Regions from separate parts of the Homo sapiens genome. Here region 2 is linked to region 1. A link is a contact called in ENCODE Hi-C or POLR2A ChIA-PET data. All regions are on one chromosome and are shown on one strand. The core of a region is the stretch at or near the end of the contact, and the rest is flanking DNA. Distances in the headings are between cores, read along the strand shown.

Region 1 (7,069 bases), core at 645-3,144:
GACTTTAGAGGGGGGTTCATTTGTCTCTGTCTCACCCAATCCTGAAACTGCAGTGTAACCAAGAAAAAGCCAAAGAGAAGCACTTCCCTTTCTATCCTCGTCACTAGTAACTGGAGGTTTTTCCAAAATTAAAAATCTGTGTCTACATCATGGTCCATATTTTAGACCCTGTCATGGAAATAAGTGCTCAGGTAAACTAATATTTTTCTTTCACCCCCAGAACTAGAGCTTTCCTAGCTGTAAGCCTTATAAACCAAGATGCAGGTACTGGCTTCTCTAGCTCAGCCAGGGTGCCTGACTGCACAGCTTTGGGTTCAAACAGCTGACTCACTCTGAGCCTATTATGGTCCCAGGATTGGCTCAGAGGCAGCTGGACTCTATTTGTCAAATGAGTGTTGACTGATGGGTGTGGGGCATGATGGGGGCAGGAATAGATGCCTGCCCCCACTCCATTTGCCTAGCTTCACTCAGCTGGAAGGCTTAAGCCACATGGAGCAGAAGATTCCTGGCCTAAAATCAAGGCCACTGGAGCAGGAGGGCAGACTGCACATAGCCTTAATGGCAGGATCACAAAAAAAGGCAAAGAGAAAAGCTTCCAGATGGCTTCTACTAACAGTCTAAACACTAAGCCATCTTCTCTCCCTGCAAAAGCTTCAGAAACCACTGTATGGAAGCACATGTGTAATGTGGTGTGACTCTCACCCTGGACCACAGGGCCCCTGGGTCTGTGATTTACTGAGGCACCTGACCACAATCTGACTCCCCTCCTTAGCAACCTATAGCTCCCAAAACCCCATCCAGCAAAGGAGGGGGAAATGAAGGGAAATTAAACCATGTTTACTATTTCTGCAGGGCCTTTAAACTTGGGGAAGCACATATAATAATGTTGTTCTATATTGTTATTTGGTATATCAAGCCATCTAAAAGCACTGCATTGCACCTTTTCTTTACTCATACAAACAAGTTACAAAGGTTTCAAACAACAGATCATTCTTTAGGCTAAGGAAACACCATACAAGCACCAACTTCATTTTATGATTCAAAGCTCACCATCCCCACAAAAAGAATGCTATTCCTCATCTCAGAGAAACAGGCAGGAAGGACAGAAGGGGTTAGTTACAGTGATCAATTTTAGCGTTTGCTAAAACTCACAAATTCTAGTCTTTTTATGTTCAAGTTTTGGTACAGAAGTATACATTCAACTATGAGTGCCACGTTTTCCCATCAAACATTGGTCTGGCAACAAACTGTTTTGTTGGCTTCTGAACATAATACTTCTTCAGAGGGAGGGGCTGGTGAGATGCTGAAGCCTAAATTATGTTGGTAAGAAACAAAATACCTTCAGTTGAAGGTTTTTTTTATCATCTTGGCTTAGATTATTTAAATGAAATCCCAAGCCTCCCCATTTTCCTTTGGTTGTCTTTTTCATCAAATCCCATTCTATCACAAAACCTAAACAGCCTTCTTCGTGGGGGGAAGAGAGACTGCCAAAGCAAAACACAACTCCCAGCAGAGCCATGCCCCTGCTGCACTCTCAAGAGTTAGATTTTAAAAAGACATGGTCTCTTCAGAGGCTTCCAAATACAACCCCACCCGCTATAACCATCAAGCCTAATATTCTGTTGAGGGTGTCTGGCTAAACAAAACAAAAACCCCAATGAAACAGACTTTCAAAAAAAACATCTGCTTCCAGCTTAGTATGTCAGTGCAGCGGCATGGCTGAGTCCTAGAGAACCTCAGGCCTCTAATGCCCCCATCCCGGCCGGCTGCTGCTCGGCCTCTCCACTTCACATTCACAAAATCACTTCTTGTGCAAAACAAGCAGTCTATGTAGAAAGAATGCCCTCATCGTAGTCTAATAAAAACTGTAGAAAAAAATGCCAGAGAACCACCTCTCTTCCCACTTCCTCTTTATCTGCAAAGCGAGGGCATCTGTGCATGAACAGGGTAGGCAAGCCTGACGTTGAGGGAGTCGTTGTGCTGAACCAAGGATGTCTGCTGGTAATGGAGCACTAGCTCCTTCAGAGAGCTGTACAGGTTGTAGGGCTCTGCAAAGCCATAGCCCCGAGCAGTGCTGTAGATCACACAGTGCTTCACTTCCCCATCGGCCCTGCAATGACAAACCACAGAAGAAATGTTAAGGTAGGTAACAATAGATAAAAGGACACTAAATGGCCAGAAGTCTGAGAGCAATTGTTATGCAAACAAGTGTTTTTTGTTAACCAGGCAAAGCTTGTGAAATTGCGTTCCCATTCCCTACAGACTTGGCCACAGATACGGGTGTTAAAACAACCACAAATGTAAGGGTTTATTTATTTCTTTTTTTTTTTTTTAGACAGGGTCTCGCTCTATCACGAAAGCTAGGGTACAGTGGCTTGATTACAGCTCACTGCAGCCTTGAACTCCTGGGCTCAAGTGATCCTCCCACCACAGCTTCCCAAGTAGCCGGGACTACAGGTGTGAGCCACATGCCCAGCTACTTTTTTATTTTTAGTAGAAATGGGGTCTTGCTATGTTGCCCAGGCTGGTCGTGAACTCCTGGGCTCAAGGAATCCTCCTGCCTTAGCCTATTAAAATGCTGGGATTACAGGTGTGAGCCACCACGCCCAGCCAAGGGTAGTTTTTGATTAATCAGTTTATGTAAGGACTGCAGCCAAGTCCTGAACCTACAGGCTGCCACCCAATAACCTGAGTGACAGTGAGCGACTGGGCTTACTGCCTTCCTTCTTTTTATTATTCTTAGAAGATCCTAAGTCTTACAAGAACCATTCTCGCCTACATTTCCACTCAGATAACTTCAACAGCCCAAGTCAAGGAGAAATGAAATGTTGCAAGTAGTTCTATCCTTGGATAACAGTAATCCAATGCACTTTTCAACTCCTCCCCCATTTTCTGCCCATAAGACATCCCATTCATCTTTTTGAGGTCCATCTCAGATACCTTTTCCACAAAACCTCCCAATCCGCTCTTTCTCCACTAAAATTAATGCTTCCACATGTGCACAGCCTACTAATAATACTTATTTCACAGTGGTTCTATTCATTGTGGATATTTGGTGAAATGAAAAAAGCCTGGTGCAATAGAAAAATGTGGGTTTTGAAACCAGGTAAACTTGGATTCAAACTCTGACTCCATGATACAAGTAGAGCACTATGAACAAGATGATCACATAAAGCACTGAGCAGTCTGTTAATATGAATGCCTTTCGCCTACCTTCTCCACCTTGCCCTCTAAGGGCACAATCATTTTGTCACTTTGTTTGACTTCTGCCACATCCATCAGTAGCATCATCATCATATTAGTAGGTGACATTTACTTCTTATGTCCCTGCACTGTTAAAAGCATATTGTATTACACAGATTAACTCATTTAATCCTCACAAAAACCCTAAAGTAGGTATTATCCTTATTTTACAGATAAGGAAACTGGGCAAAGAAAGATTAAGTAATTTACCCAAAGTTACCCAGCTAGTAAGCAGTAGAGCCAGGAGCTGAACCCAGTATATCTGGCACCATCATAACTCTTTTCTAAGTGTGGCTTTTGTCAGTGAAGATGTTTGCCTTCTTAAAGAATATATTCCACACTCAGGCAAAAATCTGACTGAAGCACAGTTAGTTATCCCCAAAATTTCACTTTCCATTAAAAGGAAAATAGGCTTTTCTCAAAAAAGTCACGATTATCTTATGGAAAACACGCCCACATTTCCTGTCACTACATCAACAGAATAATATGTAATTTAAAATTTTAGATAGAGTTTTCCTTCTGAAGTAAAAACAGTTCTATTTAATCAAGCTTTTCCTAATCTGACACTGGAGACCATACTAGACATATAGGATACTACTAAACAATTAAGTGCTTTTTTTTTTTTTTTTTTTTTTTTTTTCAATTTAAGATCTCACATTACCTTTCACAGACACCTGAAATCCAACAGCAATACTGCGGGGCCTAATCTACTTACCACGTAAATTAAAACTCCAAGATAATTTCAGATATCATTTCTCATAAAGCTGGGTTTTTTTGTACTAATAGTTATGGTCCGAGCCATGGGTCCTCGTTACTGTACATTAACTAATTTCATCTGAATTTTATGAGGGGTTGATTTTATAATAATTGATGCAAAAGATTTCAAAAGGTTATATCCCCAGAGAAGACTTACACCACAGAGCAAGCATAGCATCCTTTCTTGCTACTCTCACGAATTAAGAATGCACCATCAGGTTTCCCATAAAGCAAGTCCTCTGCTTGTACTCGATTGATATCCTCAACAAACCAGGTTTTCTCATCATAATGGGGCAGGTTTTCATCTTCCTCATTGATAAAATAGTTCCTAAAAATTAAATATTAGTATATTATTCTAACAAGTTACTTCTATCTAAAAGCAAATTCATAAATAAAACACTCTTCTAAATCTTTAAACCACAAATAACAAAGCAAAATTGCAATTATTTGGGTGTTAACTTCATTACTTGCTATGGTGCATAAAGCAAAGAATTCATGTTTCATCCAATAAGCTGAAATATGAACATCTGAATAAAAGTGCTTTTACATCCAGATTTTGGGTAGCTATACTCAAAGTAGCTTACACATCCAGATTTTGAGTTCAGAAGCAGGTCTCTGAACTCCAGTGCCTATAGGGTACCTTCAGGCAATTCAATTCAAAAGATAGTCAAAGTTCTAGATTCAATGTCCTCAAGTGACAATGACAACCAATATTTACCACGTATAAACAAGGCGCATGTCTTATATTGATAACAAAGCCCTCTGACAGAAAGGTATAGAGAGAACTTACTCATCAGCATCCTCATTCTTAATTCCCAGCCAGACATTCAGGCGTTTCTGTCTCACTCCTTTGTGATTGAGCCATCTGCCAGAGGAAAGACACCAGTGTCAGTATCCATGCAAACTCTGACTGGACAAAGTAGGTATGTCTGAGCCAACTAAACTTCTAGAGTCTAGACACCTCTTGTTTTTCCTAATCCCACAGAATGGGCAAAGATTTCCCAAAATTAGTCTCTCGATTACTTTTCTTTCAACTACTATCAAGATGAACTGATCTTTTCCAGAAAAAGGCAGAAACATAGAGGGCTACTTGAAATTAGGCCCTTCACTTTTCATTTTTCTTTTCTGGAGGATGTGCCACCACAAGCACACACATACTCGCACTCACAGTGGGACATTTGTTTCTGAAAACATTAGGTTAGCATGGTGTCACATTTGCAATCTCCACTAAGCCTGAGGACACACTTCCTGTGTGACCTACTGAATTGAGTTTAATATTTTAACTAAAAACTTCAAGATCTATTTTTGCATTTAAGCAGGCCACAAGAAATTCAGGGTGGCAATCTGAGTAATTAATATGAGTGAACTTCATTACCAAGAAAATCATAGTATCCAAGCCGGGCGCGGTGGCTCATGCCTGTAATCCCAGCACTTTGGGAGGCCAAGGCAGGTGGATCACCTGCGGTCAGCAGTTTGAGACCAGCCTGGCCAACATAGTGAAACCCCGTTTCTACTAAAAATACAAAAATTAGCCAAGTGTGGTAGTGCATGCCTGTAATCCCAGCTACTAGGGAGGCTGAGGCAGGAGAATTGCTTGAAACCAGGGGGTGGAGGCTGTAGTGAGCTGAGATTGTACCACTGCCCTCCAGTGTGGGCGACAGAACGAGACTCCATCTCAAAAAAAAAAAAAAGAAAGAAAGAAAGAAAAGAAAAAATCATAGTATCTTAAAATGTGCTAGTATTTTAAATGTAAAATGAGGTAAACCAGCACACTTTGTTCCTTTCAGATGGCCAATAGTCTAAAACTAGAGTGGAGTGGAAAGCATCTTCGTTCATCATTACCCACCAAGCAAGGCTCCTATCATTCAGGTTTCATCATCAACACCATCCCCTCAGGGAGGACTATCCTAACTGTCCCAACTAAGGCAGTCCCCAGTCACTCTCTACACTTTACCTTGTTTTATCATCTTCATAGCACTTAGCTAAAATCCATTATTTTATATTTTTGTTTGTTTGGTTGGTTGGTTGGGGTTTTTTTGAGACGGACTCTCACTCTGTCACCTAGGCTGGAATGCAATGGCACAATCTCGGCTCACTGCAACCTCCATCTCCAGGGTTCAAGCAATTCTCTCACCTCTGCCTCCAGGGTAGCTGGGACTACAGTCACGCGCCACCATGCCCAGCTAATTTTCGTATTTTTAGTACAGACAGGGTTTCACCATGTTGGTCAGGCTGGTCTTGAACTCCTGGCCTCAGGTGATCCGCCCATCTTGGCCTCCCAAAGTGCTGGGATTACAGGCATGAGCCACCGTGCCAGGCCTATTTTATATTTGTATTTGTTTATGTCTGTCTCCCCAATAAAATGTAAGCTGCTGTAATGAAAGTGGTCTGTCCTGTTCATGGCTATGTTGCCAATTATTAAAACAGCACATGCACATAGACATTCAATTGTCAGTAAATATTTGCTGGTGGGCTGCTTTTAACAAAATCTTCACAACTCCAGGATCATCCTGTATCTCCCCAAGTATACAAGATAACTTGGCATCACACCTAATTTTAAAGTTCTGTTAGACAGATTTCACAGTCTTTCTCAGTAAGAATTGCCCTTTAGTTAACTTGGATTTCATTTTTTATTCTTAGCAAAACTGGAAAATAGATAATATGTGATCTTGATACAACTGATTTAGTAACAAACCCCCTCCCCCACACCATCGCGTCTGTCATCAAAATATCCAGATGCCCTCCTCTAAGCATTCTTATCACCCAAAGTTTTCTATCCTTAAAGAAACTGACCTTCTCTTTATCAAAGAAATATGCACACTGGGTAAAAAAGTGTGAGTTGAATGAATGCACGACATTTTCTCTTGAATCCCCATTTTCTTTTAACCACCAACCTCTTTAAACTGAGCCTCCCTTTCTGCCACACACAATGTTAGGAACTCATTTCCTAACACTTTCCTAATTGAAAAAAAAAAGAAAAAGAAAAATTGCTTTTGCTCCACCCTCCATTTATGATGGTGCCTACCTTCTGACTTAGGCAACTTTTCCAATCTCCTAAAAGTCCATTTCA
Region 2 (6,870 bases), core at 848-3,347, 280 kb after region 1:
GAGGCTGCAGTGAGCTATGATTGCTCCAGTTTGGGCAACAGACTGAAACCTTGTCTCAAAAAATTAAAAAATGAAAAAGAAACCAGTAAGTAGGAGAAAGAGATATAAAGAAAGATATAGGCCGGGTGCGGTGGCTCACGCCTGTAATCCCAGCACTTTGGGAGGCCGAGGCGGGCGGATCACCTGAGGTCAGAAGTTCGGGACCAGCCTGACCAATATGATAAAACCCTGTCTGTACTAAAAACACAAAAATTAGCTGGGCGTGGTGGTATATGCGCCTGTAATCCCAGCTACTCGGGAGGCTGAGACAGGAGAATCGCTTGAACTCGGGAGGCGGAGGCTGTGGTGAGCTGAGGTTGCACCATTGCACTCCAGCCTGGGCAACAATAGTGAAACTCCGTCTTAAAAAAAGAAAGAAGGAAAGAAAGAGAGAGAGAAAGAAAGAAAGATACAGAAATAAAGATGTATTTTTAATTTTAAAAATATAGGCCGAGGCCGGGCGTGGTGGCTCACGCCTATAATCCCAGCACTTTGAGAGGCTGAGGCAGGCGGATCATGCGGTTAAGAAATCGAGACCATCCTGGCCAACATTGTGAAACCCTGTCTCTACTAAAAACACAAACATATTAGCTGAGCGTGGTGGTGTGCGCCTGTAGTCCCGGCTACTCCGGAGGCTGAGGCAGGAGAATCGCTTGAACCCGGGAGGTGGAGGTTGCAGTGAGCCGAGATCTGTGCCACTACACTCTAGTCTGGCAACAGAGCGAGACTCTGACTCAAAAAAATAAAAAATAAAAAATACACACACACACACACACACACACACACACACACACACACGAGTAATTTTACATGAGGTAAAATCTTATGTGGTAAATTCTTGTCCTAGAGTGAAATGACTGGTTATTTATTTTATTTTATTTATTTATTTAGTTTTATTTTTTGAGATGGAGTCTCGCTCTGTCACCCAGGCTGGAGTGCAGTGGCACGACCTCGGCTCACTGCAAGCTCCGTCTCCTGGGTTCACGCCATTCTCCTTCCTCAGCCTCCCGAGTAGCTGGGACTACAGGCGCCCGCCACTGCGCCCGGCTAATTTTTTGTATTTTTAGTAGAGATGGGGTTTCACCATGTTAGCCAGGGAGGTCTCAATCTCTTGACCTCGTGATCCACCCACCTCAGCTTCCCAAAGTGCTCAGATTACAGGAGTGAGCCACCGCACCTGGCCTATTTTATTTTATTTTTGAGATGGAGTTTTCCTCTTGTTGCCCAGGCTGTAGTGCAATGGCACGATCTCGGCTCACCAAAACCTCCGCCTCCCGGGTTCAAGTGATTCTCCTGCCTCAGCCTCCCGAGTAGCTGGGATTACAGGCATGCGCCACCACACCCGACCGATTTTGTACTTTTTAGTAAAGACGGGGTTTCTCCATGTTGGTCAGGCTGGTCTTGAACTCCCGACCTCAGGTGATTCACCTGCCTTGGCATCCCAAAGTGTTGGGACTACAGGCGCCCACCACCACGCTGACTAATTTTTTTGTATTTTTTTAGTAGATACAGGGTTTCACCGTGTTAGCCAGGATGGTCTCGATCTCCTGACCTCGTGATCTGCCCTTCTTGGTCTTCCAAAGTGCTGGGATTACAGGCGTGAGCCACCGTGCCCGGGTGATAAGTTCTTAAAAGAAACAGGTTATAGTATTGAAAAGCAAAATTTCTTGTAATTTTTTTTTTTTGAGACAGAGTCTCACTCTGTCCCCCTACCCCGAGAATCAATTACAACCAAAATAAAAGAGCCTTTAATAGGTATTGTTAAGTACCCCCAACTACTATTAACCTTTAGGAAATCACTAGCTGGGTACACCTGTCCAATATTAAACCTGTTTCTTATGAGTCCCTGTAGGAGTAAAAGGAGGACATCATGACCTACACTTGTGAACTTGTAGCAGGATGAGCCGCAGACAAAACCTCTCAGACACCGAGTTGTAGAAGGAAGGGCTTTATTCAGCTGGGAGCATCGGCAAGCTACTGCCTTAAAATCCGAACTCCCCAAGAGAGCAATTCCTGTCCCTTTTAAGGGCTCACAACTCTAAGGATTTCACATGAAAGGGTCGTGATTGATTTGGAGCAAGCAAGGGGTACGTGACAGGGGCTGCATGCACCGGTGGTCAGAGAGAAACAGAACAGGGCAGGGAGTTTCACAATGTTCTTCTGCACAATGTCTGGAATCTATGAATAACATCGGTTTTTAAGTTATGAGTTGATTTTTAACTACTGGGTTTAGGCCAGGCAGGCCCAGGCTTGGTTTCGGGCCTGGCGCTGGGCTGCCTGTCTTTGGTTTTACTTCCTTGTTTTTTTTTTTTTTTTTTCTTAAAATAGGTACTGAGTATAAAACAATATAAAACAATATGAGAAGGTCTCTCTCTCCCCTCATTTCCCCCCTTTGAGACTCTCACTTTCTATTAGTGGGAGTTCTGACTTTTATTTTTGCTACTTATGTCTTTTTGTGCAATAGATTGATAGTGATTTATATAGTACACTTGTGCTAAAGCATTTTGGTGAACTAAGATAGTGATGAAGCTTTTTATCATTTGAAGAAGTACAGGTAGCAAACAAGGAAGCAGTAAACAGGTTCTTATTACTATTATAAATTCTATTATAAGAGTTTTAAATCCTTCTAGTGCTGGGAACTAATTTTTAAACATGGCTTCAGGATCGAATTCATGCTACACTTGCATGGGCACATGTGTCAGTTTTGTCATATTTTTAACTATGTCTTTAACTACTTGCCTTTGATTATCTATGTGTAGACAGTAATTAGTAAGGTTAAATTTCTTATAGACCTCTCTTTCAGCTGCTAGCAAGTAGTTGAGAGCCAATCTATTTTGATAGATAGCATTTCTTATCTGAGTTTCTTGCTGGGCCAGAATAGTCAAGGCTTGACTGGTTTTACTAGTGATGATTTCTAAAACAGCTTGCAGCTGTATGATTCAGTTGAGCATGTAAGTGGGGGTCCAGTATCCCCATGAGCCGTCTTGTGTCTAAGTGGCAGGCCTATAGTATTATATAATTTTTTTTTGAAGGTCATTTATCATCTTTCCAATTTCCTATGGCTATGCTTCATTTTCCGCGGGAAGCATAGACAGGGAAGCCCAGGAGTTTGCCTGTTTTTATGGTCAGTAGAAAGAAAGATGGTTTAATAGTGCCAATAACACAACTACCTGTCCACTGGTCAGGCAGCTTAGCTTAAGCTCTATGTCTACGTATTCAGTATAACTTGGTGGGGGCAGTCCAGTCCCGGTGGAATTCCAGGTGGGCCCAGACAGTCTGCAACCTTGGAAATTTACTGAATGGATCTCTTTCTATATAATTGGAACTTCACCATGTAACTGTTTTTTTGCGGTACCATTATACAGTTCTTGGCCCAAACAACTAAGACATCCTATAGAATGAGTGAATTCTTTCTTTTTTCTAGCTATGTAATATTGTCCAATAATTGAGACTTTTAGAACCTAGAGATGATCAGGGTGATTCTTGTGGGCCAGGAATTCATCAGGAACTGCGTCTGTAGGCACTAATTCTTGGGCTTTTTATGGCCATTGAGCTCTTATTACAGTTTTTTCACAAACATAACATGAAGTGACATTTAGAGACTGGGCTACACGCTCGGCTAATTGCAAAAACAAATTTCTGGTTTTTCCTGGAGTCTCTTGGTACTGGCAAATTTAGTTCATCATAGAAAGTCTGAAATACTGGTTCCAGAGAGAGTTTACAAAACTCCTCTTTTACTAAGATATTTGCTGTAGGACCTAGTCTTTTCCTATTGATGCCCAGAGATACGTGTTCTCCTTTTTTCTACCTTGGGTTTAAGGGATTTGTAATTATTAATTTCAAGGGGTTCCAATGTCCACTCGTATAGGAGGGGCTGCATTCTCCTTTTTGGAGCTAAACAGGATCTTTTTCATCCTTTTTCTAAGTAGTCTAGATGACACAAGACCAGTAATTACACACATTTGCACATGAGCTTAATTCATGGCAGATATACTTATTTCCTGCCGTGTAAACTTTTTTTTTTTCAACTTAAAGAACTGCATCTTATTTTATGCCAATTACTATTGATAGTGGCACAAGCATTAAATTTTAGGGTTATATGCTTGGAGACCCCTCTTTCTTCTGTCCTAGCTATTACTTTACTTGTGTCGCCTAGAAAAGGACCAGTCATTAATTTTATTTTAAAAACTGATCATGGGAGGCTTAAAATGGGTCATAACACGCATCAGGTTGGTTATTTCCTGGGCTACATACCTTGGATAGAATTGCATTATACAAACAACTTTTAGAGTCCTGGTACACTTATAATAACCATAAAATAATAAGACTTTAGCAATCTTTTGTCCCTCAGTGACTTGATGTATATACTGGGAACAGCCCTCAGTCTTAGGAAGGTCAGTTGAAGTCCTTACAATACAAGTCCAAATTTTAAGGAAAATGAGTCCCCTGCTATGAGTTTCCTCATGCTTCAGCTGTGTGTGGACCAGTCAGCTTCCGGGTATGACTGGAGCAGGGCTTGTCGTCTTCTTCAGAGTCACTTTGCAGGGGTTGGCGAAGCTGCTCCCATCCGCGTACAGCTCCCAGTCTACTGCTGTTTAAGGATGGTCTCGGAGTTTGGGCCCACTAGAATAAACTGAGTCCAATACTTCTACACAGTTATGTTTAACTGGGCTCTCTGATACAAGATGCCCAGCAAGATGGCGGGGTTTAGGGTGTTGCAAACTTCAATGGTTATGCAGGGATTTTCACAGAGCAAGCTTTGGTATCTAGTTAGTCCAGCATTCATTAGTTAATGGTGTCCTTTGGTATTTATTAAAATCACCACAGCATGGGGGGACTTTAGGTTTTGCCTAAGAGTTAGCTTATTTGCTTCTTGTGCTAACAGGGCCGTTGCTGCCAGGGCCCTTGGACGTGGGGCCAGCCTTTGGAAACCCCGTCTAGTTGCTTTGAGAGATAGGCCACTGGCCTTGGCCAGGGCCCTACAGTCTGGGTTAAAACTCTAACTGCCATTTTTTCTCTTTCTGACACATAGAGTGTAAAGAGTTTTGTCAGGTCAGATAGCCTCAGGGCTGGGCCCAAAAGGAGTTTTTTTTTAACTCATGTAAAGCTCATTGTAATAGATGTAGTTTTTCTAATCTACATTTTTATTGACTGTCATCTATCAAAATATTGACTTAAATCCTGTAACTATTTGATTTCAAGCTTTAAATTGATCTGGTATTCCTTGCGGGGCTCCAGTTGCATCTAAATAGATGTGAGAGTTGAAAGACCTATAAGGAGCTTCTCTCGCTTTATGATGTCTTATTTTTTTTTTTTCCTCTGGTTGATGAAATGCCAGGGTAAAAGGGATAGCCAAATGGACTAAAGCACAAGTGCCACTCTAGTTATTCAGCAGAGTGCCCAGTAAAGGTCCACCACAATACCACCATACATCCACTCGGGGATGAACAGAGGCTGACTGATTGATAAGCTCTTGAAAATTCTTAAGCTCACTGCATCCCTTCAGGTCTCCAAGGAATGCTAAATCTCCTCCCTGCCATGAGAGACAAGAAGTGAACTTAGTGTTGGGAGACATAAGTTGGATGGCCCTCCGGGGCTGACCCGCAGGGACTTCAGGATATAGCAGAGAGAGCTTGGCATGACTTATCACTCCAGGCTGTAGAATCCTGGAAAAGAGCTACCATGCAGCCCACGCCTGGTCGACTGGAGGACCACCTTAGTGGAAGGGGGACAATCAGGGCCTCTGGCCTGCCACGTGCACAAGCATAACAATTGCTTTTGTTTAACGTGCAGATGGAATATATGATCCATTTCAACCAGGCATTTGCATCTTGGTATGCCGTCTTAATTGCCAAAGTTTGTTTTAAGTCTTTAACTTGTATGGTCCTCTAGTAAAATGAATGTTTCCTTTAGCACCTATTTTTATTAGTTTTTAGACCAAAGAAAGCTAAACATTATTTTATATTTAATAATGTTTCTTGTATGATTTTTATACCAGATAAGTTAAATTTTACCTTTATATTAGTGTGTTGTTAATGTTAAACTTAATTTTAATAAAACCTTGTAGACATATTTATCCAATTTTTTATGTTTGACCAATTTTTTATGCTTGAAGGCGGCATGCTCATTAAGAGTCATCACCACTCCCTAATCTCAAGTACCCAGGGACACAAACACTGCAGAAGGCCTCAGGGACCTCTGCCTAGGAAAGCCAGGTATTGTCCAAGGTTTCTCCCCATGTGATAGTCTGAAATATGGCCTCGTGGGAAGGGAAAGACCTGACCATCCCCCAGCCCGACACCCGTAAAGGTTCTGTGCTGAGGAGAATTAGTAAAAGAGGAAGGAATGCCTCTTTGCAGTTGAGACAAGAGGAAGGCATCTATCTCCTGCGCGTCCCTGGGCAATGGAATGTCTCAGTGTAAAACCCAATTGTATATTCCATCTACTGAGATAGGGGAAAACCGCCTCAGGGGTGGAGGTGGGACATGCGGTGGGCAATACTGCTCTTTAAGGCATTGAGATGTTTATGTGTATGCATATCTAAAGCACAGCACTTAATTCTTTACCTTGTTCATGATGCAGAGAGCTTTGTTCACGTGTTTACCTGCTGACCTTCTCTCCACTATTATCCTATGACCCTGCCACATCCCCCTCTCTGAGAGAGAAACACCCAATAATGATCAATAAATACTAAGGGAACTTAGAGTCCGGCGGGATCCTCCGTATGCTGAACGCTGGTCCCCTGGGCCCCCTTATTTCTTTCTCTATACTTTGTCTCCATGTCTTTTTCTTTTCCAAGTCTCTCGTTCCACCTAACAAGAAACACCCAAA

The links. A loop is a pair of places that touch in the nucleus more often than their neighbours do. ChIA-PET counts read pairs that join two places held with the same protein, here RNA polymerase II (POLR2A). Pooled maps may share reads with other maps.
Region 2: a pooled map shows a loop between it and region 1 (4-fold over the local background). The contact joins two enhancer-like sites. A Hi-C loop is called at or near these places in 2 of 37 single-sample maps with no recorded cell type and 3 of 50 pooled maps. POLR2A ChIA-PET finds 5 or more read pairs at or near these places in 1 of 52 experiments (GM12878).

What each region holds. Positions count from the first base shown.
Region 1 is chr1:46,041,762-46,048,830 of GRCh38, forward strand. It overlaps P3R3URF-PIK3R3 (P3R3URF-PIK3R3 readthrough), which reads right to left. Exons shown (of 10, transcript NM_001303427.2): 8 at 4,790-4,864; 9 at 4,157-4,327; 10 at 1-2,110. The coding sequence ends at 1,912. It overlaps PIK3R3 (phosphoinositide-3-kinase regulatory subunit 3), which reads right to left. Exons shown (of 10, transcript NM_003629.4): 8 at 4,790-4,864; 9 at 4,157-4,327; 10 at 1-2,110. The coding sequence ends at 1,912. Among named protein-coding and RNA genes, the nearest start is that of PIK3R3, 87 kb to the right of the region's middle. RefSeq lists enhancers at 1,285-2,129, 1,856-1,915, 2,130-2,973. Within about 2 kb of position 1,895, at least 7 of the 41 ENCODE cell types and tissues checked have a DNase peak (open chromatin) inside an H3K27ac peak, as active enhancers do; they include GM12878, where a contact is called at or near this core.
Region 2 is chr1:46,323,619-46,330,488 of GRCh38, forward strand. No RefSeq gene overlaps it. Among named protein-coding and RNA genes, the nearest start is that of NSUN4, 14 kb to the right of the region's middle. RefSeq lists enhancers at 5,139-5,867, 5,868-6,597, 6,598-6,870. Within about 2 kb of position 2,098, at least 3 of the 41 ENCODE cell types and tissues checked have a DNase peak (open chromatin) inside an H3K27ac peak, as active enhancers do; they include GM12878, where a contact is called at or near this core.